Linked DNA regions of Homo sapiens: region 1 is linked to region 2. Evidence: read pairs that join two places in POLR2A ChIA-PET (ENCODE). Cell type or tissue: A673. All regions are shown on one strand. Each heading gives the region's core, and the rest is flanking DNA. Links, peaks and the distances in the headings are about the cores only. Region 1 holds the start of HCG15 (HLA complex group 15). Region 2 holds the start of LOC105375008 (a long non-coding RNA gene).

Region 1 (14,812 bases), core at 8,078-10,577, 490 kb after region 2:
TTCTCAGACCTCAGTAGTCAGTATTTTGACCAGTGCCTGAGTATAACGATTCTGGTGTTACTTTCTGTTTTTCCTACCTCTTAGGCTGGTCCTTCTGTCTCTTATATTAGTTATTCCTGATTTCCTGACCCTTAATTGTGAGATTCCCCAAAGACATTGTCCTTTACCTTCTTATTCACTATTTTTTCAGTGAGCACATTTACTTCCAAGAGTTTATCAATCACTTCCTAATATTAATAAACACTTATTAGTGCTTGCTGTGTTCTAGGCACTGTTCTAAGGGATTTACACATTTAAACTTTTTAAATCCATACAACATCCCTATGAGATCAGGAATTTGAGGCACAGAAAGATTAACAAACTTGCCCAGGATCACGTAACTAGTAAATTCTGTGCTCAGGCTTTCCTAGGCAATTCCCATATGCGTGCACCACATCTTTCCGACATGAAGTTATACCTCAGTTCAGCAGAAAACAGTTTGTAATTTATAAACACCAATCATTTTTAGCAATTTTTTTAACATAAAGCTAGAATGGTACTTCTCCATATTGTATCAGGATTGCTAAGATTCAAAGTGAAAAGGGAGGCAGGGAGAGAACAGGTTTAGAAATCACAGATAAGAGTCAGGCACGGGGGTTCATGCCTGTAATCCCAGCACTTTGGGAGGCTGAGGAGGGAGGATCACGAGGTCAGGAGTTCGAGACCAGCATGGCCAATATGGTGAAACCCTGTCTCTACTAAAAATACAAAAATTAGCCAGGCATGGTGGTGCACGCCTGTAGTCCCAGCTACCCTGGAGGCAGAGGTTGCAGTGAGCCAAGATCGTGTCACTGCACTCCAGCCTGGGCAACACAGCAAGACTCCATCTCAAAAAAAAAAAAAAAAAAAAGAAATTACTAGTCTGACCTCCAGAAGTCTTTTGATGTTTCCTAAACACATAAAATGAATATTTTGAGAGCGTATTTGAATAAATTTTAGATTTTTACCTGGTGAAAAAGATATGTCTTGAAAATTCTGAAGGACTACTTTATGAACAGTGGGTTAATCTTGTTCTGCAACTATCCCAGAATAGAATTACAATCCACAAGTAGAAGCTACAGGACATCTGTACATTTAGGAGATACTCAACTGGAACAGATTCTGCCATAAGGTAATAAGTTTGGTAAGAATAATACTGAAGGAATTCGAAGGTCAGGTGCATAGTTGAATGACAAAACATGTTGCTTGAAACCCTAAGATATCTGTAGTTCTAATTCTGAAGAGTTACCAAACAAGAGTTAGTCTAAGTTATAATTTACATACAAAAATCACCAGGTAAAACTCACTTTTTAAATCGAATTACATTCCACGTGCAAACACAAAATTTTTACCAGAACACTGATATGAGATTATTTTTACCTTCACAAAAGAAATGGAGAATGCCAATTTCATTTAAGTTTAAGAAAGATGATAAGATACTTCTTGGTAAGGATTGTAGCTTGACTACGTGTATTTGGTATTGCTCCCCCTCAGAACTACACTAATGCTACAGTAAAACCATTCATAATCAGGAAGAATGGCAGAAGAGGCAACTACAAAATTTTGGAAACTGAAAAAAGGATAAGTAATAATGACATTGAATTTGAGAAAGCTAAATTTTAGCCTGAAGGGGGCAAGTAAAGGACAAATCTGACCGGGCACCGTGGTTGACACGTGTAATCCCAGCACTTTGGGTGGCTGAGATGGGCAGATCACTTGGGATCAGCAATTTGAGACCAGCCTGGCCAACATGGTGAAACCCTGTCTCTTTATTAAAAATAGAAAAATTGGCTGGGCTTGGTGGTGCGTGCCTGTAGTCCCAGCTACTGGGGAGTGGGAGGCGGAAGTGGCAGTTAGCCGAGATTGCACCACTGCACTCCAGTCTGGGCAACAGAGTGAGACTCCTTCTAAAAAAGAAAAGAAAAAAAAAAAGACATTTATTTTACATCATAGAATCTTTAAGCGACTCAAGAATTGGTGGCACCATGTACCCCTGGAAATGAGAATGAATAGACTAAAACGAGGAGAGTCTGTCAGAGGCTATTTAGGAAGCAAGCAGAGTCCTAGGTCCTCAAGCCCAAAGAAGACTGGAGGTTTATTTTCTGAAGAAGGTTAAACAAAGGATATGTGGGCTAGACACATGGAGGACAGGAATTCCATTTGAAAAAGGAGCATACTGAATGTCAACGCCTCCAGCCTACTTTCCTTATCTCCCAGAAAGATGAGGGTCTGGCTTTCACCTCCCAGACAAAAGACGCAGTTTTCAGTGAGAAATCCAACCAGAATAGACTTGAAGATACATCAGGAGTTTCTCAGCAAGTGGCCTAGCCAGATAACCTGTAGTGAACATCAGCAAGTCATAGTCGTGCCATCAGAGCTTCCCATAGGTTTTATAGTCCTCCTCTATTAAAAAAAATGTATTGGCCGGGCGCAGTGGCTCCTGCCTGTAATCCCAGCACTTTGGGAGGCTGAGGTGGGCAGATCATCTGAGGTCAGGAGTTCAAGACCAGCCTGACCAATATGGAGAAACCCTGTCTCTACTAAAAATGCAAAAATTAGCCAGGCATGGTGGCGCTTGCCCGTAATCCCAGCTACTCAGAGTCTGAGGCAGGAGAATCGCTTGAACCCGGGAGGCAGAGGTTGTGGTGAGCCGAGATTGTGCCATTGCACTCCAGCCTGGGCAATAAGAGCGAAACTCCATCTCAAAAAAATAAATAAATAAAAAATAAAGTTTATTATAGAACATTTCAAACCCATGCAAGAGTTAAGGCAATAGAAAAATGAACTCCATGTACACATCATTCAGCTTCAACAATTATTACGTCAGGGTTAATCTTGTTTCATCTGTATCCCCACCCATTCCCTCTGCTTAAGATTATTTTCAAGCAAATGACAGAAATTGTGTTTCATCCATAAGTATTTAATTGTCTATAGGAGATAATGACTGTTTAAAAAAACTAACAATATGGGCCGGGCACGGTGGCTCACACCTGTAATTCCAGCACTTTTGGGAGGCTGAGGTGGATGGATTGCCTGAGGTCAGGAGTTCAAGACCAGCCTGGCCAACATGGTGAAACCCCGCCTGTACTAAAAATACAAAAATTAGCCAGGCGTGGTGGCAGGCGCCTGTAATCCCAGCTACTCGGGAGGCTGAGGCAGGAGAATTGCTTGAACCCGGGAGGTAGAGGTTGCAGTGAGCCGAGATCGCGCCACTGCACTCCAGCCTGGGCGACAGAGCAAGACTCAGTCTCAAAATAAATAAATAAATAAATAAACAAACAAACAAACTAACTAACAAACTAATAATAGAGCCAGGGGCACGACGGCCTATGCTGTAGTCCCAGCTACTTAAGAGGCTGAAGTGGGAGGACTCCTTGAGCCCTAAAGTTTGAGGTTAGCTTGGGCAATATTGCAAGACCCCATCTCTAAAAAACAAACCAAAAATATAAGTAAACTAACACTAGTACAGTTATCACACCTAAACAAAATTATCTATTTGGCAACATCATCAAAGATTCATTCGCTGTTCAAATTTTTCTCTAATGCCATTTTTTCTTAACATTAAAAAAAACCAAGCCAGGCACCATGGCTCACACCTGTAATCCCAGTACTTTGGGAGGCCAAGGCAAGAAGATCACTTGGGCTCAGGAGTTCAAGACCAGCCTGGGCAACATAGCAAGACCCTGTCTCTACAAAAAATTCAAAAATTAGCCAGGCATGGTGGTGCATGACTGTGGTCCCAGCTACTCGGGAGACGAGCTTGGGAGGTCAAAGCTGCAGTGAGCCGTGATTGTGCCACCACACTCCAGCCTGGGTGACAGAGTGAGACACTGTCTCAGAAAAAAAAAAAAAAAAGTATTCAAATAAGGTCAATACATTGTGATTAGTTGGTATGTATCTTAAGTATTTTAATATATAAGTTCTCCCTATATCTCTTTTTTCTTGAAATTTATTTAATGATTAACTAGGTTGCTGGTGCTGCAGAGTTTCACAGTTTGGATTTTAATTATTGCACACCTTTGGTAGTATTTAACACATTCCTCTGCCCCTGCATGTCCTAAAAATTAATAGTTAGATCTAAGGGCTTTATCAAATTCTATATTTAGATTTGATTTGGGTAAGACTACTTCATAGGTGTCAGCACAAGCCTTTTTTGTTTAACATGACTAAAGTAGTCTTCAGTAGCCTCCTTGCTTTCTGGTGAAAAGATTTTCCAGGTTCATCTGGTATATTTCCTTAGGAAGACTCTTGTTTCTAAAACTAGTACAGGAAAAAAATATAAGATCTGAATAGTCTGATACCAATTATTTAAATAGAACCTATAATATATATTCCCAGAAAGAAAACTCAAGGGTCAGATGTTTTCACCAGTTAATTCTACTAAACATGCAAGGGAAAATAATCCCAATGTTAAACTCATTTTATGAGGCCTGTATAACCTTAATACCAAACCATTAGGGAACGATGAGGAAAAACAAACAACACAAGGAAATTTTTTAAAAAAGAAAATTACAGGCTATTATCATTCATGAATGTAGTGAGAAAAATCTTGAGATAGTAACAAACTGAATCCAGGAATATACATTTTTTAAAAGATTACATGTCTTGAACAAGTTAAGATTATTCTAGCATGGAGAAGTTGGATTAGCATTCAAAAATCAATAAAGGTGGTCAGGCGTGGTGGCTCACACCTGTAATCCCAGCACTTGGGGAGTCCCAGGTGGGAGGATCACTTGAGGTCAGGAGTTTGAGACCAGCCTGGCCAACATGGCAAAACGCCCCTCTCTACTAAAAATACAAAAATTAGCCGGACCTAGTGGCCTGCACCTGTAATCCCAGTTGGGAACAATTCTGTGACAGTCCTTCTTTCTAACATACAATTCATATTATTTTCTTTTTATTCTCTTAAATCTGGAACATCATTCAAAATCTACACATAGAAAGCTATCTCCTTTTTAGTAGAGTTTGCCCCATATTAGGGCAATAACTTATCTAATCCTTGTGAACCCCCATGAGAACCCCACTAAACTCTGAGTTCCGTGGGGCAAGGACGTTCTGTGCTGTTCCCTTCCTTATCCTCTCCATACCCTCCCAAACTTTATGAAGCTGGAAAGAGGAAGAGAAGGAGATGAGGGAAGGCTTCCAAGGAGAAACAACTTCCAAGCTGAGGTCTAGAGAATGAGAGACAGACCAGAAGTATGCAGAGAGAACTGCTCCGAGGAGAGATAGGGCTCCCCCGGCAACCACAGAGATACGGGGTACTGAGAAGCCCACAGAGAAGGTACCTGACTGGGTGTGTCTGGCAGTTGTAAGGTAAGGCAAGGCACTGGCACTTTCCCTAGAGTTGTCTCTTCTCTATACCATATAACTATGGTTCCAAGTGTGAAGTGAGCACACTACAGAGAGGCTGGAGGAAGAACAGCAGCTGATTCCAAACATAAATTAATCCTTCAGGCTGCGTGCGGTGGCCCACGCCTGTAATCCCAGCACTGTGGGAGGCCGAGGAGGGAGGATCACTTGAGGCCAGGAGTTCGAGACCAGCCTGACCAACATGGCGAAACCCCGTCTCTACTAAAAATACAAAAATTAGCCAGGGCGTGGTGGCGCGCACCTGTAATCCCAGCCACTCGGGAGACTGAGGCAGGAGAATGGCTTGAACCGGGGAGGCGGAGGTTACAGTGAGCCGAGATCGTGCCACCTCACTAAGTATGTGCCATTAAGGGTTTTTTTGCTTGTGTCACTCATTGCTGTATCTGAGGCGCCTGGAGTACACTGTCCTCTAAATAATGGGGGAACATTGTTCTGGGGACGGTTATCTCTGGCTCCGTGGTAAACAGAAGTCGAAGAGGAGAATGGGATTGATACGTAAGAACCATTCATACTGAACATTTGGAAAGGGATTCTCCTAAAAACAGTCCCTAGTGAGAATGAAAAGTACTTGGCAGCGGTGGGATTTGAACCCACGCCCCCGAAGAGACTGGAGCCTTAATCCAGCGCCTTAGACCGCTCGGCCACGCTACCGTTGATTACAACTGTGTTCTTCCGCATTTTCCCTAGTAGAGAATGTCGCCCTCTACTGCGTTTAAGGTGTGTCTTTTTTCCCATTAGGGAATGTCGCCCCCCCCCCCCACCCCGGGGCGTTTAAGGTGTGCCTTCTCCCCATGACCTCTTCTCTGGAGCTCCCTCCAGCGCCATCAGAGAACTTCAGGCAGCTGTTCAGCCGCCACACACCCCGAACCCCCAACACGTTGCTTTCGCACTGATGGGAGCAGTGAGGAAGGAAACCGGCGGATCCTAGACGCCCTTCCCTTGCGTCACCGATGTAAGAGGAAGCGGCCACGCGGACGGAGACCCCCAGGGGACGCTGTGGTTCGCAGGTTCGCTGTGGAAGGTGACGCCTGGCTGGAGCCCCGACGCCGCTGAGCGAGTTTCAAGTGGTTTTGGCCGACGGAACTCTACGAAAAAACGGGGCGCCGTGCGAAAGAGCGCAGTCCTTGCTGTTTATGAAGGTAAAAATTCAGAAGGTGACCCGCGGTCCCCGCAGAAATGCCCGCCGGGCAAAAGGCACAAGACGGTTCAGTTTGAAACCTCAAGATTCGAATCATTTAAAAGTATAGTTGCTGCTATAGTATAATGCAATGCATTGACAAAGTTGTTCGTTGCGTTTCTCTTAGTGCAGGCGACAGCGCGTCGGTCTCCTTGGCCCAAAATTTTGACTGAGTCCTAAAATAAAAACGCATTGTGCAAAAAATTATGACAAATAAGATCATAATAAAGAAAGTTAACTAGCGCTGGAGTTTCTTATTGTTTTGTCATTCATCTTCATTAAAATCACTGCTGACGGAAGTTTTTATCCAATATGCCAGTGGAAACTATGCTGTCTTAGAATTCTTTTTTTTTTTTTTTTTTGGAGATGGAGTTGGCTAGAGTCCAATATCGCGATCTCGACTCACCGCAACCTCCGCCTCCCAGGTTCAAGCAATTCTCCCGCCTCAGCCTCCCGAGTAGCTGGGATCACAGGCATGCGCTACCAAGCCCGGCTAATTTTGTATTTTTAGTAGAGATGGGGGTTTCTCCATGTTGGTCAGGCTGGTCTGGAACTCCCGACCTCAGGTGATCCGCCCGCCTCGGCCTCCCAAAGTGCTGGGATTACAGGCGTGAGCCACCGCGCCTCCCAAAGTGCTGGGATTACAGGCGTGAGCCACCGCGCCTCCCAAAGTGCTGGGATTACAGGCGTGAGCCACCGCGCCCGGCTGTCTTACAAATTCTTATATTTGAGTTGTTCATACGGAATTTACTGCATAGTGCCTGGTGTTAATTTCCTGTGGTTACTGTAACAAATTATCAGAAACTGTCTAAAAACAACAGATATGTATTCTCTTACAACAGATATGTATTTCTGAAGGCCAGAAATCCACAATCAGTATGTGGGCCAAAATCAAGGTGTGGGCTGCGTCCAGCTCCCTCTAGAAACTTTAGAGTAAAATCCTATCCTGGCCTTTTCCAGCTTCTGGTGGTTGCTTGTTGACTTATACTGATTCAGTAAAAGTACCTCGTCAATACTAAAAGTTGCAATACTCTTAGCAATACATTATTTCCTAAGGAAATTACTTTAGGAAAATTACTAAGAAAAAAGATTTCCAAGAAAGCAAAAGCAACACAGTCACTCCCTTTTTTGAGACGAAGTCTCAGTCCGTCGCCCAGGCTAGAGTGCAATGGCGCCATCTCGGCTCACTGCAACCTCTGCCTCCCGGGTTCCGGGTTCAAGCGATTCTCCTGCCTCAGCCTTCCGAGTAGCTGGGACTACAGGCATTCGCCACCACGCCCAGCTAATTTTTGTATTTTTAGTAGAGACAGGGTTTCACCATATTGGCCAGGCTGGTCTCGAACTCCTGACCTTGTGATCCGCCTGCCTTGGCCTCCCAAAGTGCTGGGATTACAGGCGTGAGCCACGGCGCCCGGCCTGCACACCCGCCCCCCTGCTCTTTCTCCTGGTCTCACTTTCCTCTGTTCCTCCGTATTCCCCAAGGTAGGCGCGCCTCTTTTGTCACCTGCTGTGTCAATCTGGGCTCTCTGCCTGGTTCTCTCAGTCCCTCACAACAGCAATAGTTTCCTCTCCACTATCAAGGCTATATTCTCCTACCAGTTCTAGATCTCTGAGAGCAAGATGGCCGAACTTGAGGGAGACCACTTTTTGACAGCTTTAACCTTCAAGGACACAGAGCAAGGGTGCCCTCCTGCTAGGTGCTAATTGGTTCAATGCTTCATCAGCTGCATCTTGGTCCATCAAAGGCATCATTCCAGAGACTGATTTTCTCTCTGGTGTTTGCAATCCTGCACGGTAAACTAGGAGGGTGAAAACAAAACAGAAAAATGGGAGAAATTATTTGAAAGTGACGATATCAACCAGTGAACATCAGGAATCCATTAACCCGTTCAACAAGTATTGACTGAATGCCTACTCTGTGCCTGGGCACTGAGTATTCAGGACGAACGCTGACACCGGCGGTCCTCACCTTCACAGCTAGGAGGAAAGGCCAACTGATTAAGCAATTGCAAGTCATCATCGTGACTGAATTGGTGCTGGGTCACACAGCTCGGGATTGGAACTTAGTGTCGATCTGGAAAGGCCTGCTTGGAGAAATTCACGAATGCACTGAGGAATGGGGTGGGGGTAGGAGGTTGGAGCGAGACAAGACTGGCCAAAAGTCTGAAAAGAAAAAGACAATTTGGGTTTGAACCCGCAACAGAACAAGCCCCACAACCCTTCTCTCTCCGTAGAATCCCTACCTCCCGGAGGGAAGACTGAGAATCCTGAAGGGGTCAGGAATGAGAAGGACAAAGGAGAAAGAAAAGAGTAGGACGGCTTCTCCCACGGATCAATCGCGTAGGTGGTGGTGGTCCCTGACAGCTGCAGCTGCCTGATCACTGCTGGATCTGTGATTCTAAAATTCTGAGCAGTAACGAGCCCAAGCGTGCACCTGAGGAAAGAGTAAGGGCACACAAAGTCAGAACAAAGTATGTATGTATTTGAGCCAGGGCCTCGCTCTGCCACGATCAGAGCTCATTGCGGCCTCGAACTTCTGGGCTCAAGAGATCCTCCCGCCTCAACCTCCGAGCAGCTGGAACTACACGTACACGTGACCGCGCCTAGTTTTTCTTTCTTTTCTTTCTCTTTCTTTTCCTTTCTCTCTCTCTCTCTCTTCCCCCCGCCCACCCCCCCCCCTTTTTGGTAGAAACGGGGGTCTCGCTTTTTTGTCCTGGCTGATCTCGAAATCCGAGGCTTCAAGCGACCCTCCCGCCTCCGCCAGAGGAAGAATGTAAACGGGACAGGAATGTGTCTCTGCTCCCCCGCCCTGGCGAGGGACTTGCTAGTATCCTCTATCCAACTGCTGGCTGAATGTGTTCTCTCTAGGAATCGAGGAGGACTGCCTTTCTCGCTGGTTCTATTTCAGTCCCGATCCCACAGCTTCAGTCCAACCGGTTTGCTTTGTTTGATAGGCTGGGCATGAGAGTGAGATTTGGAGCTATCCTCACAGATTCCTGGAAGTTGAACAGATCTCTGATGAGTCCTCTCTTTAGAACTAAACTGATTCCCCCAGGACCTACCAACTTGAGGAATTTTCTGGGAAGCACTTAGGTACCTGTACGGACTTGTCAACAACTGCCATACGTAAGAGACTCTAATTCCAGCTTTACTGTGCATGACCAGAAAGCTTGAAATTGAAATCTTGATGCCATCCCATAGTTAACCGAGATTTTCCAGGTTTATATATAGTTCAGAATTCAAAGTTCTGAAAATCTAAGAGCTTTCACAACTCTGCGCTTTTGCTTCTCCTGAGACGCTTGTCCTGGAATGCTGGTTTCCATTTTGTTCCCTAATAAAAATCTTGTTCATTCTTCAAAGCCCACTTCAAATAGGGTCTTCCCCACCCCACCTCCAAATCTCCCTCTCTCTCTCACATACACACACCCCATTGTATTTTTCCACACTTCATTTTAGCAGGTAACTCTGTGCCCAATAGAAAATTTACTCACTTGGCGGGGCGCGGTAGCTCACGCCTGTAATCTCAGCACTTTGGGAGGCCGAGGCGGGCGGATCACCAGGTCAGGAGATCGAGACCATCCTGGCTAACACGGTGAAACCCCGTCTCTACTAAAAATACAAAAAATTAGCCGGGCGTGGTGGCGGGCGCCGGTAGGCCCAGCTACCTGGAGGCTGAAACAGGAGAATGGCGTGAACCCAGGATGCAGAGCTTGCAGTGAGCCGAGATGGCGCCACTCCACTCCAGCCTGGGCGACAGAGCGAGACTCTGTCTAAAAAAAAAAAAAAAAAAAAAAAAAAGGAAAACTTACTCACAGTATCTGTCTCCTTCATTCCCCAAGTACGGTGAGAAGAATGATGATGATGATAATATTAATAACACGGATTTGGATAATTGGCTGACTGCTTTTGTGTATTATGTTATTGACTCATCGCAACTTTATATAGTAAATACTGTAATACTTTTATTCCCATTTTACAGTTGAGAAAATTGGGATTTGGGGGGTGTTAAGAGGTGAGATTTCTGTCTTGGTCATTTTTCATTTTCCATAGTGACTAGTGTAGTACAAGCCTACTGGCTCTGAATATTTGCAGATTGATTCCTTGACCCTAGCTGTTGACTTTTTTTTTTTTTTTTTTTTTTTTTAGTAGTCTTTCACATTCTCTTTCCTCCTCTTGTCTTGATGCATATTTTGGTTTTGTTATATTTTTTCGACGTTCTCTCTGAGCTGACGAGTAAACGGTAGCAAGTCTGGTGAATAAACAGAACCTACCGTGCCAAAATTAGGGAATTTTTTTTCCTATGGACAATGAATAATAGCTCAGATGAGAAGGAAAGAAACTGGTAGCATTCGAAGAAGAGTTCTTTTTCTCTAATCCAATTAGCTTTATGTGGAAAATGAAAGAAAAGAAAAGAAAAGAAAAAAAGAGGCATTAATCAAGATAAGTTAAGCCAGACAGTTCCTTTCACAGGGGTCCCAACCAGACTGTTTTCTGAAAGCAGAGGCATAAAAACTAATGAAGCAAGAGATTCTTGCTGCACATAGAGGAGACAACGTGTGATATCACGAAAAGAGGGTGCTTTTCAAGAACTGATCACCAGCAGGCCTAGAGGGTTGAATTCCTATGAAACATTAGATTAAAAGGCTTCCGTATATACAGGAATTTTACAAACCATATTACTTTTATGTCTATGTCAAAATAAGATTTCTTAGTCAAATTGATCTTATGTATGTGTCAAAGTTTATTAATTCAAGGACAGAACTGACAAGATGACAAAAGAGTGTCCCATCTCAAGGAAGTTTTGGAAACTGTGAATATATGGAGCCAGGGAAGAGAAGAGAAAGTGCAATTAATTAGAAAAAGTCCTGCTTCATTTAACTGGATCATAACAACATCACATCCTGGCTGGAAGCGGTGGCTCACGCCTGTAATCCCAGCACTTCGGGAGGCTGAGGCGGGTGGGTCTCTTGAGATCAGGAGTTCGAGACCAGCCTGGCCAACATGGTGAAACCGCGTCTCTACTAAAAATACAAAAATTAACCTGGAGTGGTGGCACGTGCCTTTAATCCCAGCTACTCGGGAGGCCGAGACAGGAGAATTGTTTGAACCCGGGAAACGGAGGTTGCAGTGAGCTGAGATCGGGCCACTGCACTCCAGCCTGGGCGACAAAGAGAGACTCCATTTCAAAAAACAAACAAAAAATCACATATTCCATTTGTTGGTGAAATAAGATCAGGAGCACCACGATCTTTGTTTGGAAACTTGTAGAGAAGTCATACGTGCCCCAAACTCTTAGCAGATATAAGAAAGAAATAATAAGCAATAGCTGCTCTTTAGACAGACCAAGAAACAAAGATTCATGCCCCGATATTGTCAGACAGGAACCAGTTAGCACAGGGTCACCAAACCTTGTCAGGAGAGAAACAAAAAGTCTGCTTTTTCTCCAGTAGCTCTCGGTAAATTTACCAAATGTGCATTCAGAGATGGTGCTGAATTCATTGTTTGCCTGTTTCTCAGTTTTGTGACAGCAGGTTTTAATTTCATGTTTATGACCTTCTCCTATCCTCTCTTAGGAAAAAAACATAATTTGTACCTTCATAGGGGAAAAAAGGTTGAAGCGCTGGAGAGATGAAGCAGTCCTGAAACTGCTTTGGCCCAGAATATTAAATTACTGTGTAGGTATTTCTAGGGCTATCCCCTAGCGCCCAGTTGGAGCAGCGTGAAACTTACAGAGAAATCCGAGGAAGATAGAGTAGGTGTCTAAACCACCGAGGCTCTAGCAGCTTCAGAAGCTTGAACACAGCGATCAAATCTCCCAGAAATGACTTCGCCATTTCTTCTCTGTCATCTTCATAACTGTCTTTTCAAAAGGTTATGCTAATCTCAACTAACTCCTAATGGATTGTCTCCGGAATTTCCCGCTTACTGAATCACCCAATTGAGTTAAAAATGTTAAAGCGCTTACTTAGAACAATGCCGGACACTCGGTCTACGCTAGATTAAGTATTCATTAATAAATGTTTTAAAATAATTGAAAATTACATTGCTTGTCATTTTGTACCTGGAATACTAAAACAGGAACAGGGTTTCTATGCAGAAAATGCCTCCTATGAAAATTGAAAGTTAACTTATCCACAATTTGCTGTTTACTCAGAGATTTCGTTCCTGGATGAAAGAATTTGGAGGTTAAAACAGAAAAACCTCATTCCCTGACCGGGAATCGAACCCGGGCCGCGGCGGTGAGAGCGCCGAATCCTAACCACTAGACCACCAGGGAAGCTGAAGTAGGTTTATTAAAACATATTTATGAAGCGAGAACTCAACACATACGCACACAGTTGACTTCTACTTTTCCGACGAGTTAGTGCACGGTCATGCTCTCGTATTCACTGACCTCCTGTTTTGCACCAACCAATAAAATCTGGACGGCAGAGGGCGTGGCAATGCCATAAGAGTAATTTGGGAAGTTCGTAACTGGATGATGGAACGTGCTCTGTTTCGATGTGTGCATTCAACCGAGAATAAATTGTAGCATCAATTTGTAATTGTCTTCTTGCTTTTCTTTGCATAAAGTGGTGAGCCATTTGAAGAACGAAATAATTTTTTAATTTGTCTTTGGTTCCTTCGGAGTACCTGTCATTGTGGGTTTTTTTTTTAATAAATACCTAATAGTAAATAAAAAACATAAGTAATAAATTCATTAAGCCTTATTTTTAAGTGGCGTGGGCGGAGCCGAAATAGCTCAGTTGGGAGAGCGTTAGACTGAAGATCTAAAGGTCCCTGGTTCGATCCCGGGTTTCGGCATGAGAGCGCTCGGTTTTTTGTGCCCACGGCAATACAAATATGGAATTTTCCTTCTACAATACAGAAACACTCCTTAGAACCTAAAATGGGGTCATATTTTTCTCAAATTCATAAAGGAAATCGCAAGAACACTGTGGGATACGTTTATTTCTGTAGCAGAACTCTAGGTATGGGTTTCAACATCTCACTAGATAAAAGAAGAAAAGGCAAACGTGCTGAAAGAAGTTTAATCTTGAGCAATACTAATTACATTTTATTTGCGACCTCTGTTCCCTCAATAAATATTTATTAAGTGAATTGTTAGTGTTATGCGCGCGTCTAACTGAAGAGACAACCTGAACAGGCTAAGTGTGAGCAACAAGCTGTTTATTCACTCTGGTCCGAGCGGGCTGAGTCCGAAAAGGGAGTCCCACCACCGGAGGGTGGTGGGATTGCAGCTAGTTTTATAGGTTAGGAGTAAGCAGTGGAAAGATACAATAAGGGCCCGTTTATTGCGGGCAAGGGAAGAATGTCACAAGGTACATTATCACAAGGTGGGAGGGGTCACAGAGCACAGTGTCACGAAGTTGATTGATCAGTTAGGGTAGAGCATGTTACAATGGTAGAAGGTCGCAAGGTTGGCTAATCAGCTAAGACAGGAGCTGTTTTTCTTCTTTTGTGGTTTTCCTGTTGTCCCAGACTTTCTGGCTCCAGGAGACCTTCTGGATGTGTACGTGTGGGTCACAGGGGTCACAATGCCTTGATCATAGCACAGCCTGCTCCGAGGAAAAGGATAGAGAGAGGCACGGCCGGTGAACTGAAGGGAAGTTTCCTGGAAAAAGGAGCCGCCTAAGCTGTTGAAAAAGTGGCTACTTGCTAGAGGTGGGGGAGGGGAGGGGTGGCTGCTGCGCTGTGAAAGGGAGACAGCCAGCATATTCCCTCAGCCACCTTTTTCCTAACCTCCTAATTTGCTAGCTCTTGGCATATTCAACCCCTGTCTTCCTACTCGGAGGAATGGTCTCTCATTTCCAAGTCTACTTAATATTCCATCTGAGCTTTTGAACCCTCTACCCATTCCATTTTGCTCTATGTTTGTGTCTTTCATCTCTCTCCTCCTTACGTGCCTCTCTTCAAATTACAGAATGTCTAAACCTCTATCTTTGGACAACAAAAATGGAACACATGACCTTATGCATTATCCTCAGACTCTTTCCTTCCACTCAGCACCAAACCTGTTGAAAGAACAATGTTTACCTCATTATTTGCTCATCAGCGGAGGAGGTCTGCCTTCCAATCCCAGGAAACCATTACCATCAACTTTCCAACTTTCAAATGTCTTGGCTGTTTTTGGTCCTATACTTAATTTTGCACAGTATACCAACCTATAAACAATCCTTCCCTTATGAAGCAGTCCTCCTTTGGACTTTGGGATTTTGAAGCAGCCTCGTTGTCTGGGGTGACACC
Region 2 (14,812 bases), core at 6,662-9,161:
TCAATTTGATTTTTTTTTACTGGAGGATAGTGTGAAGTATAAGCCCACTTTAATCTTTTTTGTTAAACGGTTAAATTATTCAACTTTGTTAGTCATCAGGAGCACTGCATAATGAGATATGATTTTCTACCCCTGTTATTAATAAGCTTTAATGGCTGGACACACAGAAGAATATGGAGGATTTAATGTCTTCTGCAACCAAAGTGGTGAGTTTAAGTTATTGCTTTTGTTGGGGAAAAATTGAGTACTGTACCTTAAAATTATAAACACACATACACTTATAATCAACGTTTAAAGTTTTATTGCTCCATTTTACAGAGACAAAATAGTGTTACCAAGTGATATCCGTGACAGGGTGTTTATTGCAACAATACTGGTTTTACCTGCTCCCAAGGCAGAAAATCCCACTGTCCCTACTGCAGAGATGCATCTGGGAGGGATTGGGTGACTGGGCACTTTCACACCTGTAGCTGTTATGTACTTCTCCAAGGCAAAGCCATGAAGTAGGACTTAGCAGGAACTGGTGCCCATAGCTAGGAACAGGAATCTTCTCACACGCACACACACACACACAAATTACATTGATAAATATTTTCATGAGATTGTTTCCAGGGAATTTGTAAGACAAAAGTTTTTAATGAAATTACTACTCCCCACCTCTTAAAATAAAAGGAAAAAATAAAACAAATAAAATCAAACTAATAAGTGAAAATAACATGGCCAATAACATCATATGTTCAGACCCAAAGGTCCAAACCTGAACCCTGACCTTTTGCCAAAAGAAATGGGATTGTGAAATATGAACAAACATTAGAAAGGTGTTTCACCTCAAACACCCAGGTGTGGCCACGGAATAAACCAAATAAGGAAAATCTCCCAGAGGGAAGTTCCAGTGTCTATGGACAATTCACTAAATAGATTAGGTGAATCCTTCCAATGAGAAGAACAGAGAACTGTGAGCTTGAGAGTGATGGAACTTACTTTCCTGACAACAAGTGTGATTCTGTCTGTTCTTTTACCCAAGAATGTCTAGCTGGAAAGGACACTCACTGAATGAATGGAATTAAATGCCTGTCACGTGGGTGCCAGAATGGAGCTAGAGGCAGTAACAAGATGATACTAGGTACATACAGTTCTTGACAAAATAATGAATGCATTTCAAATAGATGCAAATATTTTAATTTTAACTTGGACAAGGGAGGGAGGTGTATATAATTTGGGGGTAGGTGAAAAAGGCCTAAGTGTTGGTTATGGTGAGGGCATTCCAATGAGATATCGCAGGACATTCTATGTGGTATGACTCTAAGAAGAGTTTTCACAGATATAAAAAGAGATGGAAGGAAAGGAAGTTCTTTTTTCTCGCATTTTTTATATCATATTCTGAGTATGAAGTCATATCCTAAGCATTCGGAAAACATGCCCAGTGAGGAATGAGGACAATATTCTGAAGATGCCAGAAGTAAAAGTGGATAATTCTAATTTTTTCAAGACATTGTGCCACTGACTTGAACATCTTGCAGCAGCCCTATCTACAGGTGTCTTGTGCTTCAATATTATACATCACTGACTGCTAAAATTAGTTTAATTGAGCTTCTCTATTTGGCAGCCAAAAACATTTCTAACTGGAAATATTTTCTTATCCTTGAATGAAAAGGCAAAGACAGCCTTCTATGGGAATGCTACACAGCAAACTGGAATCCTAGTACTAGATAAGCTTGCCTCATACATTGATGCCCATTGTTGTTAAACCAGGGCCTAGATTTATGTTTATAAAATTATCTGAGTGTGGCTTTTACTGTGATAGAAGCAAATAGTGCTGGTTCTCAAAGGTAGAAAAGCATAAGAGATACACTATATGGGGGAGGCCAATCTTATTAGGGGTGTCCTGTGGACAAGAGTCCCTGGATAGAATCCCAATTGTGTTTCAGATACATGACTATAGGCAGGACTTGAGCCTGATAATCACCAGTATTAGGTATCATGAGAGAGTGGGAACAGAGGATGCTCTTGAAACCAAGAATTTGAGACAGTGAGTCGAGATCATTTCACTCCATGCCAGTCTGGGCAACAAAGTGAGATTCTGTTTCTTAAAAAAAAACATACAAGGGATGTGAAGGACCTCTTCAAGGAGAACAACAAACTGCTTCTCAAGGAAACAAAAGAGGACACAAACAAATGGGAAAACATTCCATGCTTGTGGATAGGAAGAATCAATATCGTGAAAAAAGCCATACTGCCCAAAGTAATTGATAGATTTAATGCTATCCCCATCAAGCTACCATTGACTCTCTTCACAGAATTAGCAAAAACTACTTTAAATTTCATATGGAGCCAAGAAAGAGCCTGTGTAGCCAAGACAATTCTAAGCAAAAGGAACAAAGCTGGAGGCATCACGATACCTGACTTCAAAATATACTACAAGGCTACAGTAACCAAAACAGCATGGTACTGGTACCAAAACAGATATATAGACCAATGAAACAGAACAGAGACCTCAGAAATAGCACCACACATCTACAAGCATCTGATCTTTGAAAAACCTGACAGAAAAAAGCAATGGGGAAAGGATTCCCTATTTAATAAATAGTGTTGGCGAAAATGGTTAGCCATATGCAGAAAACAGAAACTGGACCCCTTTTATACAGCTTATACAAAAATTAACTCAAGATGGATTAAAGATTTAAACATGAGACCTAAAACCATAAAAACCCTAGAACTAGGCAATATCATTCAGAACATAGGCATGGGCAAAGATTTCATCACTAAAACACAAAAAGCAATGGAAACAAAAGCCAAAATTGACAAATTAAACTAATTAAAATTGACAAATTTTAGTTCAGTTGACAAATTACACTAATTAAAATTGACAAAATTTGACAAAATTGACAAATTAATTAAATTAAACTAAAGAGCTTCTGCACAGCAAAAGAAACTATCATCAGAGTGAACAGGCAACCTACAGAATGGGAGAAAATTTTTGCAATTTATCCATCTAACAATGGGCTAATATCCAGAATCTACAAAGAACTTAAACAAATTTACAAGAAAAAAACAAACAACCCCATCAAAAAGTGGATGAAGGATATGAACAGACACTTCTTAAAAGAAGACATTTATGTGGCAAACAAACATATGAAAAGGGCTTATCATCACTGGTCATTAGAGAAATGCAAATCAAAACCACAATGAGATACCATCTCATGCCAGTTAAAATGGTAGTCATTAAAAAGTCAGGAAACAACAGATGCTGAAGAGGATGTGGAGAAACAGGAAGGCTTTTACACTGTTGGTGGGAGTGTAAATTAGTTCAACCATTGTGGAAGACTGTGGTGATTCCTTAAGGATCTAGAACTAGAAATACCATTTGACCCAGTGATCCCATTACTGGGTATATACCCGAAGGATTATAAATCATGCTACTATGAAGACACATGCACACGTATGTTTATTGCGGCACTATTCACAATAGCAAAGACTTGGAACCAACCCAAATGTCCATCAATGATAGACTGGATTAAGAAAATGTGGCACATATACACCATGAAATACTATGCAGCCATAAAAAGGACGAGTTCATGTCCTTTGCAGGGACATGGATGAAGCTGGAAACCATCATTCTCAGCAAACTATCGCAAGGACAGAAAACCAAACACGGCATGTTCTCACTCATAGGTGGGAATTGAAAAATGAGAACACATGGACACAGGGCAGGGAATATCACACACTGGGGCCTGTTGGGGGTGGGGGTCTAGGGGAGGGATAGCATTAGGAGAAATACCTAATGTAGACGATGGGTTGATGGGTGCAGCAAACCACCATGGTACATGTATACCTATGTAACAAACCTGCAAGTTCTGCACATGTATCCCAGAACTTAAAGTATAATTTAAAAAATAATAATAATGAAAAAATAATTTGGGTACATATAATAAAAAAATTCAAGATCCACAATCTCTTGAATATAAAAACTACATGAAATATAGAGGAGATAGGACCAAAGGTAACAGCTGCTCTAGACCCTTAATGGCTCCCTTGTAGGGAGGATCAGTACTGTCCCATAAAGTCACATTCCCTATGTGACCTTGAGGTCTTCTCAGATTCTATCTCTGCAGTGAGGTAAACAGCCAGTCAGCACCGAAGGACAAGGAGGGGTGTATTTTAACATCTTGTCACCCTTTGATCATAGTGTATTTCATTCTTATATATCTCTCCTTCCTGGTCACTGTAGAACCATACAGAAACCATCTGCCCCACTATGTGAATCACATTTAACCACAAGGTTTTAAGAGGGAATATAATAAAAGATTATTTCCTGCAGGGATAAGAAGCAACTTCAAGCTAGAAATGCATGAATTGCTAGAGAAACCAACGAAAGGAGCCTTGCATCCATCTCATTTTTCTCAAGTTGAGCCACATGTGAACAAAAGTCTATATGAAATGATCAGCTGGCTCCTTCACAAACAGCTGTAGGTGAACGGAGGGGAATAGCATGAGGATACATGGAGTGTGAGCTTGATCTGGCTTTCAGTAAGAATTTGCCAATATGTTGTGTCAGAACCTGCTTGGTAAGTGGCACAGCACAAAAACATTCCCAAGACTTCTTTACATTATGTTTATGGATCATTCATGACTAATTTTCCAACAAAAACAAACATGCACTAGAGAAAATCAAGAAAGAGCAAATTGATCTTTGAGAAGACAGCAAAGTAAAGTTCTTACATTAATTTTACTTTACAAAACATGCAATTCAATTCATGACAAAATCCAAGGAGCACGTTTGAGCTACTGGAATTCCTGAGTTCATTGGGAAAATGCTGACCTGACTTTCCTCTTCTGCCTTCTAGGATGGGTTGGGCTGGGCTGGACCTCAGTCTGGGAGATGCATTAAAGTGGAGAGACTGACTTCTCTTAAAGATTCTTCTTTGTTTCAGGGGACAGTTCTTAAGGACAGAGTAATAGAGTCAGACAGGATTGGGGGATATCGTGAGATGTTGAGATAAAGATGCTTCAGTTAAAGGCCTGGGCTCTGATATGCAAGTGGCCCTGGTACAGGAAGACCTAAGGGACACAGGGAACTTGATAACTGCTTGTCAAGACCCAGTTCAAAGCAGATATGCTTAGAGAGCTTCCTGACATGAGGGCAGAACTTTGATCTCTCAGGAGGTTGGCCTCTGTGATACCAAGTCCGTCCAAGTCCTCCCAGGTATGAGAAAAAAGGTCTCTACCTTTTTTTTCATTTTCAAAGCATTTTAACTCAAAGACTCATTTTTTAAAAAAATTTAAAACCTTGTGATTTTTTTTTTACTGAGGAAGGTGCATTTGAAGATTGACAGGATAGAAACCAGTTTCCTGGAAAAAGGAGGGCCTGCGGTTCCCAAGGTAGCCCCAGTGGGTGAGCTACTTCTGTGTTCTGGTCCCTGGTTCACAGGTGCCCTGGCTGTGTAGATGGGCAGAGGGTGTGTTTTTCTGTTAGAAGTAGGATTTGAGCCACTGTGTTACTGAGGTGTGGTCTATGACTTCTGGGTGTAACCTTTCAGATTTTCCAATTTCCCAGCTTCTATATTCGTATTTAATTCTCATCTAACACAGAAAATGAAGTTCTGGCACATGCTGCACCATGAACAAGCCATGAAAACATGAGGCTGAGTGAAAGAAACAGAAACAAAATGTCACGGAAGGTTTGATTCCACTAATAGGACGTGTCCAGAATGGGTGAATGCGCAGAGACAGAAAGCAGATGGTGGTTGCCAAGAGCTGGGAGGGAGAAAGGGATGTAACTGCTAAGGGCATCCTTATGGGGCATGAAAATGTTTTGGAACTAGATAGAGTTGGGGGTTGCGCAATATTGTGAAGAGGCAAAGTGAGGCAGAACTGTGCACTCTAAATTGGTTAATTTCTGTTATGTGAATTTCACCTCAGATAAAAATTAAGTGGGGAGGGTGGGCTCTCGCCTCAGAATCAGAGCAAATACTTCAATCCCAATGCAAAGGCTACTTGGCTATTTTGGCTGCACCAAACTGAGCACTTCCAACAGCGCTGGCTCCCTGAATCCCAGGATCCAGCCTGTTGTATCTACTCCTTGGGGAGCCTGGCTCATGACCCAACTTGGAAATGACATTCCCAAGACCACAAATGACATTTCCAAGTACCAGGATGTCTCTATGCCCAGTGCTGGGGCCACACCAGATGCCGAGGCCTCTCCACCCCAGGAGGGCTGCCTCCTCCTCCTAGGTGACAATGAAGAATGTACTGCTCAGTCACTGGGCTCAGTGGTCGTCTCTGGGCATGAGCTGGGTTTCAATGAGCTCAGGAATGGGAAGCATGACTCTGCCCCTGAGGCCACATGCCACCTCCATAGCGGATCTTTTCTTCTGGCTGGAGGGGAAGTCACTTCTTCCCATGAAACTATTTTATCTATAAATCTCCTCTCCTTGTTGGAGACCAAAGCCCAGCTGCTCCTGCTTGGTGCCCTGGTGGCCTGGGGTGGGCCATGGAGTCCTGTTTGCAGTTTCTCTTCTGTCACCATCACGAGTTCTGACACCCTGGCCTGGGCACAGAACCGCACATCAGCCTGATGTTTCCATGGACACCAATGTTACTAAGCCCCAAGCCTCGTCTTATGACCAGATTAGATATAAGCTGGATCTGCTTTCCTCTCCTGGCCTCAGATAAGAAAGTCTAGGCAACAGGCACAGGGAGGGGCGAGACTGGGGCCAGACCCTTCCATTTCAACAGAGCTGCTGACTGAAGGGGAACTCCATCATCCTGGCAAGGAGGGAAGATTCAAACACTGGGCTCACTTGGAGCTGGTCCCTAGCACTCTCCTGAAACCCCACTGATGCACCAATATGTGACTGCAGATCACAGGGTCACGTGTGAGATATTTCCTGGCATATCTTAGGCTTTCATCAATTTGTGGAACAATCTTTGTTTTAGAAGCCTCTGTGATCCATAAACAAAGCTTCAGTAGCTCAGGGTTGTAGGACCAGGTTCGTCTCACCATTCTGAGACTTCCCATGATTCCATGTATAAAGTTCTCTTCACTACTGTGATCATCAGCTTGGACTCCCATGACTAAGACCACAGACTGAGTGACTTAAATGATAGAAGTCTATTCTGTCACAGTCCTGGGGGTTGGAATTCTGAGATTAAGGGGTCGGCACTGTCGGTTCTTTCTGAGACCTCTCTCCTTGGCTTGTAGATGGCTGTCTTTTCCCTGCATGCTTACATGGTTGTCCCTGTGTGTTTAACTAATCCTAATCTCCTCATCTCATGAGGACACCAGTCCTATTGGATTAGGGCCCAACCTAAAGACCCATTTTAACATAATTACCTCTTCAAAGATTCTGTCTGCAGACACAGTCACATTCTGAAGTATTAGGGGTTAGGACCTTAACATATGAATTTAGAAGGTCACAATTCAGCTAATAACAGCAACCCTTAGATAGCTGGGAATACTGAGGCAGAAAAGGATCCACTGCTTATCAAAGATAGCTGTGATTTGCCCACATAAGATCAGCTTTCATACCCTTGGCCTGAACTCCCAGGTTACTAGGTTTGACTCAGCTGTGGGTTCCCAGAAGAGGTATTGATCCTCTCCCGTTTCATTTTTAGTTAGGTGACCAACCAGCTTGGTTTTCCCAGGGCTATCGGGATATTCAGGACAAGGAATTTTCAGGAATACAAACTAGGAAATTCTAAGGCAAAGTGGTACCTTTGCCCTCCCTGCACAATTCTTCACACAAAGACCTGTGATTGGCAGCCTGAAGCGGAGTGCCTGCTCCTGAAGTGGACAGAGCCCATGGCTCAAGTGCATGTCTCCCTCGGGACCCCATGAAGCAGCTTCTGGTGTGCAGGGTCCCCTGCTCTCACCTACATGTAACAGAGCAACTTAAGTCCTCTGCAGGCACCCTCCCCAAGTAGCTCCTCAGTGTCAAACCCTGTTCCAGGGGCTGGAGAAAAGGCAGTGAACAGAATTTTAAAGACAAAGTAAATTCTCATGGAACTTCCATTCCAGGGCATGATTCCCACAAAAGCAAGTAAGTGAATATCATAGACTGCCAGCAGGTCAAGAGTGCAATGTTTAAAGGCTGATCAGCAGAAGATCACCTGGAAGGTGACCCTGAGGCAGAGACTGGAAGGAGGAGACCGAGCTCACTGAGGCACAGAGGCTCTTCCAAGCAGGAGAACAGCATGTGCAAAGGTCCAGGGAGGAGGCCTGAGAGCTAACAGAGAAGAGGTGAGCAGGAGCAAGGTTGGGAGCCCTTCCCTTGAGTACTGACCAGCAACCTCCCCATCCAGGACTCAAGGAGTCTCAGAACCTCAAGGTAAAGTAGTCACTCAGTGCCCCCACCAAAACGATGTCACAAAAACAGCCTGTACCAGTGGGAAAGTTGGAGAACCATCCCTATGGGCTAATGTAAACAAATGTATTTTTTTATGCAGCCTTATAGATAATCTGGGTGCACGGGATACACACTGGGCCTTGGGCACAGCATGAAGCATCAGGGATAACTGAATGCGGTGGAGAGAGGGGTAAGGGTATGCATGAGAGGGCATCCTGCAATGGAGAATCTGGGAGGGAAGGGATGGGTCTCCCACAAGAAGCTTGCTCCTTTCCTCCACTCTGCTCTGCAGAATCCCTGCCAATCTCATGAGGCTCAGCAGGAACCTCTGAGGACAGAGGGCAACCCTGACTCTCCTCTCCAGACCTGGTATGTTACCAGCCTTTGTTTTTGCAGGATGTGCGCAGGCAGCAAAGGTAGCCCACCATAGCCTAGCTTCTCGCAACCCTCTCTGGAAAGCTGGATTGGGACAATGAGACTGAGACCTCAGGACATGTGAACATGAGCCATACGGGAGGTGAGTGGTTGGTGGACAGGCAGGTGGTCTTCTCCCTGACAGTGCTGGTGGCCCTCTGTGGACTGGTAGGCAATGATGTGATCTGCTGGCTTCTCTACTCACAGGTCTGGAGCAGCCCCTATGTGACCTACATCCTTAACCTGGCCACTGTTGATATGGTCAACCTCTCCTGTGTAACTGTGATCCTGCTGGAGAAAATCCTCATGCTGTATCACCAGGCGGCATTGCAGGTGGCTGTGTTTCTGGATCCTGTCTCCTATTTCTCCGACACAGTGGGTCTCTGTCTCCTGGTGGCCATGAGTATTGAGAGCTTTCTCTGTGCCCTCTGTCCCACCTGGTGCTGCCACCGCCCAGAGCACACCTCTGCCATGGTGAGGTGGGCCCTGGCCCTTTCTTTGTATGCAGTTAGCCAGGTCTGTGAGTACTGGGAGAAGTGCTTGGCATGTGACCAATTTCATGAGGCTTTATGACATGTCATGTACTTATTTGCTTTGTAATGGGCATGTCCAAGCTGATCCTGATCATCTGGGGTCTGTGCTGTCCCCAGTGGTGTTCCCCCATCAGGACCTATCATGTTGTCTGCTTTGTGATCATCAGCTTCTTCCTTTGGGTCCTGCCCTTAGTTGTCCTTGTGTGCCTGCCAGGAAAGTTTCTGACCCTTGCCTTTGACCTCCTGTTGCTACTGTCCATTGTGGTCAGCATGCCTCACCTAGTCATCTACTTCTTGGCTGAGTAACTCTACAGGAAGAGGCACAGGGAGTCCCTAAAGGCTGTTTTTCAGAGGGCTTTGTTGAGTGAGATGGAGGCATGGATAAAATGAGGCGTTTCAGGCCCCCGATCCCAGGGCAGATTTCAGCCTCACAGCTGGAAACAAACTGCTCTTCTAGGGGGCTCAGCTCCTCCACAAAGGCAGGGACTGCCTATGCACAAGGCTGTAAAAGGGATCATGTCTGGAAAACATGCTGGATCCTCCAAGGAGCAGGGTGAATGTTCTTGAGATTATTTATTACCTTTGTGTATTTTCAGAGTAACCAGATTTCTGACTGAATTCAAGACAAAATTACTTTGCTTCTGTTGATAGCCCATTATTCTCAATTCCCATGGAAACCCTCTGGAAAGGCAGGTCAGGAGCAAAGCAGACCTTCCTGGCTTCTTCTTTTTTTTTTTTTTTCCAGCTAATTATTTTATTTTATTTTATTTTATTTTTCTTTTTTTATTATACTTTAAGTTTTAGGGTACATGTGCACAACGTGCATGTTTGTTACATATGTATACATGTGCCATGTTGGTGTGCTGCACCCATTAACTCATCATTTAACATTAGGTATATCTCCTAGTGCTATCCCTCCCCCTTCACCCCACCCCACAACAGGCCCCAGAGTGTGATGTTCCCCTTCCTGTGTCCATGTGTTCTCATTGTTCAATTCCCACCTATGAGTGAGAACATGCGGTGTTTGGTTTTTTTGTCCTTGCACTAGTTTGCTGAGAATGATGGTTTCCAGCTTCATCCATGTCCCTACAAAGGACATGAACTCATCATTTTTTATGGCTGCATAGTATTCCATGGCGTATATGTGCCACATTTTCTTAATCCAGTCTATCATTGTTGGACATTTGGGTTGGTTTCAAGTCTTTGCTATTGTGAATAGTGTCATAATAAACATACGTGTGCATGTGTCTTTATAGCAGCATGATTTACAATCCTTTCGGTATATACCCAGTAATGGGATGGCTGGGTCAAATGGTATTTCTAGTTCTAGATCCCTGAGGAATCGCCACACTGACTTCTACAATGGTTGAACTAGTTTATAGTCACTGGCCATCAGAGAAATGCAAATCAAAACCACGATGAGATACCATCTCACACCAGTTAGAATGGTGATCATTAAAAAGTCAGGAAACAACAGGTGCTGGAGAGGATGTGGAGAAATAGGAACATCTTTACACTGTTGGTGGGACTGTAAACTAGTTCAACCTTCCTGGCTTCTGCAAGCTCCATATTTCTGAGAGTGACAAGTGTCATTCATCCTTATTCAGTCACCTTGCTCGGAGTTCTGTCCTCTGTCACCCCAGTCCATCCTTCCTGGGGACCCCTGGGCAGAGACTGATTCATGATCCTGATGTTCCTCCACCATTATGGCCTCAAGTTTCCATCCATCCCTTCCTACAAAAGCCAGGAAAGCGATTCAGTAAGAGTGCCATAACAAGTTGTTTCTGGCGTTGCTCACTGTGGAGAGATCTAACGCTGGCAGTCTGGCCTACAGCCTGGTTTCTCCAAGCTGTTTCACTCTGCTCATTCCAGGTTCCACGCACAGGCTACTCTCTGTGTTTTTCCCAGACTCATCACACAATCTAGCGCCTGTGCTTCTTCACAGGAATCCCACCCTGCAGAATGTCATGCATTCTTCCCCACCCTGACCAGGGTGTTGCCCGGCACCCACCATGGTCAGAACCTTAATGAGAGCCCCTGACCAGCCCCAGCTCCATCCCGTCAATGCTCTATAGCCATCACAGCAGCACATCACCCTGCTTCATTTGTTCAATTGCACCCCAGCCAGCGTAACTCTTAGATTTCAGGATGGTGTCCACCCCCTGAGTTGTCCTCAGGTGCACCATTTGACCTTGTCCCATGACATCCTCACACAGGATTCACTCTCTCCCTTGTTTGCACCAGACTCGCGCCCAACCTTGCAAGGTCCCTTTCTCCCTTCCCTGCTTAGAGCACTCCCTCAACACTATCTGTACATTTTACTCTTTTTCACCCTTCACTCCTTAAAGATGTTTGTCCAGACCACCCCATTTAAATCTCCACCCCTTTTTGACTCTTCTCTAAAAGGTTTGTTTCTTTTAATGTGAAGATAATTGTCTATAATTATTTTCTATGTATTCTGTGTTGTGTGTTGTTATCAGTTTATTGTACTCCTGCCTCATTTGCACTTGAAGCCCCAGTAGGGCAGAGGCCACACCTTCCTCCTACCCTAGCAAATTCCCAGCAAGTAGCAAAATGCCCTGCAAGTCTGACATTAACCCCCCATCATCTGATGTTATCCATCGCTCACTAGTCCACCTTTCCACCTTGCATGTTTCCACATGTTTTCATTGTCTCTGCCTTCTTGAGGCTTCCCAACCATATTCTAACTAGAATTCGACGAACACGTCTTTGGAGATTGTTCCCAGTGTTCTTGTAATTGATTTGTCAGTTTTTTACTCACTTGGAAAATGTCACTTGTATAATACTATGACTGTTATGTGAAATTCACACTGTTTTCTCTGTTGCCGAAAACTTGCTCAGGTTTGTAAATGTGCCAGTGATACTGGTAAGCAATGTACATTCTCTTATTTTAGATATTCAATGTGATACATTCTAAAGCAATTCTGAGATGTTTAGATTACAGCAATTCTTTAAATGCTGTTACTTGGATCATATTGATTTCTGCCTAGTGTAAATGACAAAATTGATAGGGACATGTTCATATCTCCTATTAGTTTGTTTCACATCACACTAGAATTTGAAACAGAGTTTGATTTACATAATTTGATGTTGTCCTTTGATAAGTGAATGGCAGAAACCCTGGCCCTAGAGCACAGAAGGGCTGATCCGGGCTGCCTGTCTTTAGTCAGCGTGTTTTGTTCTAACAAAATGCCATAGATTAGGCTACAAACAGCAGATATTTATTTTCTCAGAGTCCTGGAGCTTGGAAGTTCAAGATCAATGTATCAGCAGGGTGGGCTTCCCCTGAGGCCTCCCTCTTTGACTTGAGATGGCCGCCTTCTCCCTGTGTCATGACATGGCCTTTTTCTGTGTACCCACATCCCTGGGGACACTTTCTATTCTTATGAGGATTTTAATTCTTTAGGATTAGGACCTCAGTCTTATGAGCTCCTTAGCCTTAATTATCTCTTTAAAGGCCCTATCTCAAAATATTGTCACATTCAGGGTTAGGACTTTAGCCCGTGAAGTTTGGATGCCTGGAAGTAAGAGGCAGGTTGATCTCACAGAGTTGGGCTGCTGCTATGTTCAGGCAGGGGATACAATTTGGGCATTTTATGTGCCTTTACCCTGGGCCAACAGTTCCCTTGGAGGTGAGCATCTGGCTTATGGTTCTTTAGTTTTTTGTGGAAACGTCTCTATTATCCTTGCAGCTGATGAGCTCCTGGCAACACAGACAGTCCTCAGTTTCCTGAATTCTCTCACTCACTCAGAAAAACAAAAATGTCAAGGCTAGGTATGGACTATTACAGTTTAGTAAGTAATCCCCTTCCTTCCCTCTGGAATTGAGAACTACTGATGAAAGTGAATGAAGGAATGAGGACAGTGTCAGATGGAGAACAATGCATTACTTCTATTGCTCCTAAAATTGAACTGGAGAAAGGGGCTTGGATGTCTAAAAAACTGACTTTCAAAAGTGCCCCTTAAATGGTACCTACTCCAGAGGATCCCATCCCTCCTCCCTCTTCCTGCCCATCTCTCTTTGGAGGAAAGCAGTCCTTCTGGGGAACTCACCACCCACTGGTGAAGGGAGCACTCACTCCAGGTTATTCTTCCAAACTCACTCATCAGTTTCTTTCCTTCTCCCCGGGAGGGAAAAAGTGCGGGGAAAGAGAGAGAGCCCAGAGCTTAAAATAGACCTGAGATTCTCAGTCTTAAATAGTATTGAGCAGCTCAAAGAACTTTTGTGGATCAGGGTTGTATCTTTCAATATTTACAGTATTAGTAATTATAACTCAGAACTTTACAAATGTTTACTTATTAACTCCTTTAGAACATAAATTGTATGCCTATTCCATGTAAACATGAATAAATTTTAGAAAAAATAACTATGTTTTCTTTAAAAAGTTATGTTATTGAGAAGAGCAAGATGGTTTTGTATTTTGCAGACCTCTTAGAGGCCCAGCAGCAAGCTGGACATTCACAGCTGCTTCTGCATTGGTGTAGTTTTCCAGTTGGCGGCTTCATCTCACCTCATACAGTCTCTGGAAAACTCCACTTTCACTCAGGAGTGCATGAGTGTGAGAAACACAGACTCACTTCAATACTTCAAGTATTACCTGAAGATTATGTTGGCCTCCCTTCCCCTAAAAAGGTGTTGGGGACCACATCTCAAGAATTACTCCTCTGGGGTGATCCCCACCTGGAAATAAGGGCTGAGGGAGTGGAGGCACCCACCCTCTCACACCAGTTCCCTTGTTTGGAATTTTTAAAGAGAGAGGCATCCCAGCATTCACCCCGCAGTAGGGCAGAACTGTGTGGCACATCCTGAGAAGGGATCAGCGGGTGACCAGGACTGAGCCTCTGCCACCTGGAAGAAACTGTACCCCAGGACTGACCAGAGTGTCTTGTGGAGTTTCGGCCTCACCAGGAGGCACTTGAATCATGGTAACCATAAGACGCTGCACGGGACAGGAAGATGAATAGTAGCAATAGCAACTAGAGCAAATATGTTCACTGATGATTTACTGTATCTCAATATTGCTCTAATCACTGTGAAAACATGAAGCCAGTTTTCACACTCTATTAATAGGTAACATTATTATCCTGCTTCAGCCTAAGCCAAAAGGCTGCTTGGCCCACTTAGCTGATTGTTATCCAATGGTCCCAGCACATTTATAACAAATATAGTCCTTCACTATTGTTCTGATTTTTGGTTATCAATCATGTTTAGACTTATGTGGGTCTGTCTCTGGGCCTTCTGCTCTGTTCTGTTGGCCTATTTATCCACCCTTGGACAACACCACACTTGATGTAGTTACTGCATCTTTCCCGTGCATATCTATGCCCAGGAAACTGAGTCCTCCTACAAACAGCCAGAGAAGAACAAGACATATATGTACAGAAAATCAAAGATAAGAATGAAGCAGATTTCTTGTTGGAAAGTTGCAAGTTGTATGACAGTGGAGAAAATTCTTTAAAATATTAAAAGAAATAAATTTGTCAGCCTAAAATTTTTTA

The links. Peaks named below come from ENCODE experiments on the same cell type or tissue, not always from the same donor. Only the 100,000 strongest peaks of a DNase experiment are listed, where the experiment ranks them.
Region 1: POLR2A ChIA-PET joins it to region 2 with 24 read pairs; 2 of 35 experiments call an interaction of 5 or more read pairs at or near these places.

The regions. Positions count from the first base shown.
Region 1 is chr6:28,980,229-28,995,040 of GRCh38, reverse strand. It overlaps HCG15 (HLA complex group 15), which reads right to left and starts at 10,292. Exons shown (of 3, transcript NR_135289.2): 1 at 10,057-10,292; 2 at 8,162-8,364; 3 at 6,474-6,741. It overlaps ZNF311 (zinc finger protein 311), which reads left to right. Exons shown (of 7, transcript NM_001382360.1): 7 at 1-253. The coding sequence ends at 40. It overlaps TRF-GAA1-2 (tRNA-Phe (anticodon GAA) 1-2), which reads left to right and starts at 13,297; the gene lies at 13,297-13,369. TRE-CTC1-6 (tRNA-Glu (anticodon CTC) 1-6) reads right to left here and starts at 12,842; the gene lies at 12,771-12,842. It also overlaps TRL-AAG3-1. RefSeq lists cis regulatory regions at 2,129-2,440, 13,588-14,410. In A673, for the core only: no CTCF peak of the experiment used is centred there; a DNase peak (open chromatin) is centred at 9,410; H3K4me3 peaks cover 710 bases; H3K27ac peaks cover 1,408 bases.
Region 2 is chr6:29,469,940-29,484,751 of GRCh38, reverse strand. LOC105375008 (a long non-coding RNA gene) reads right to left here and starts at 9,053. Exons shown (of 4, transcript XR_007059916.1): 1 at 8,965-9,053; 2 at 4,820-4,940. It also overlaps the pseudogene MAS1LP1. In A673, for the core only: no CTCF peak of the experiment used is centred there; no DNase peak of the experiment used is centred there.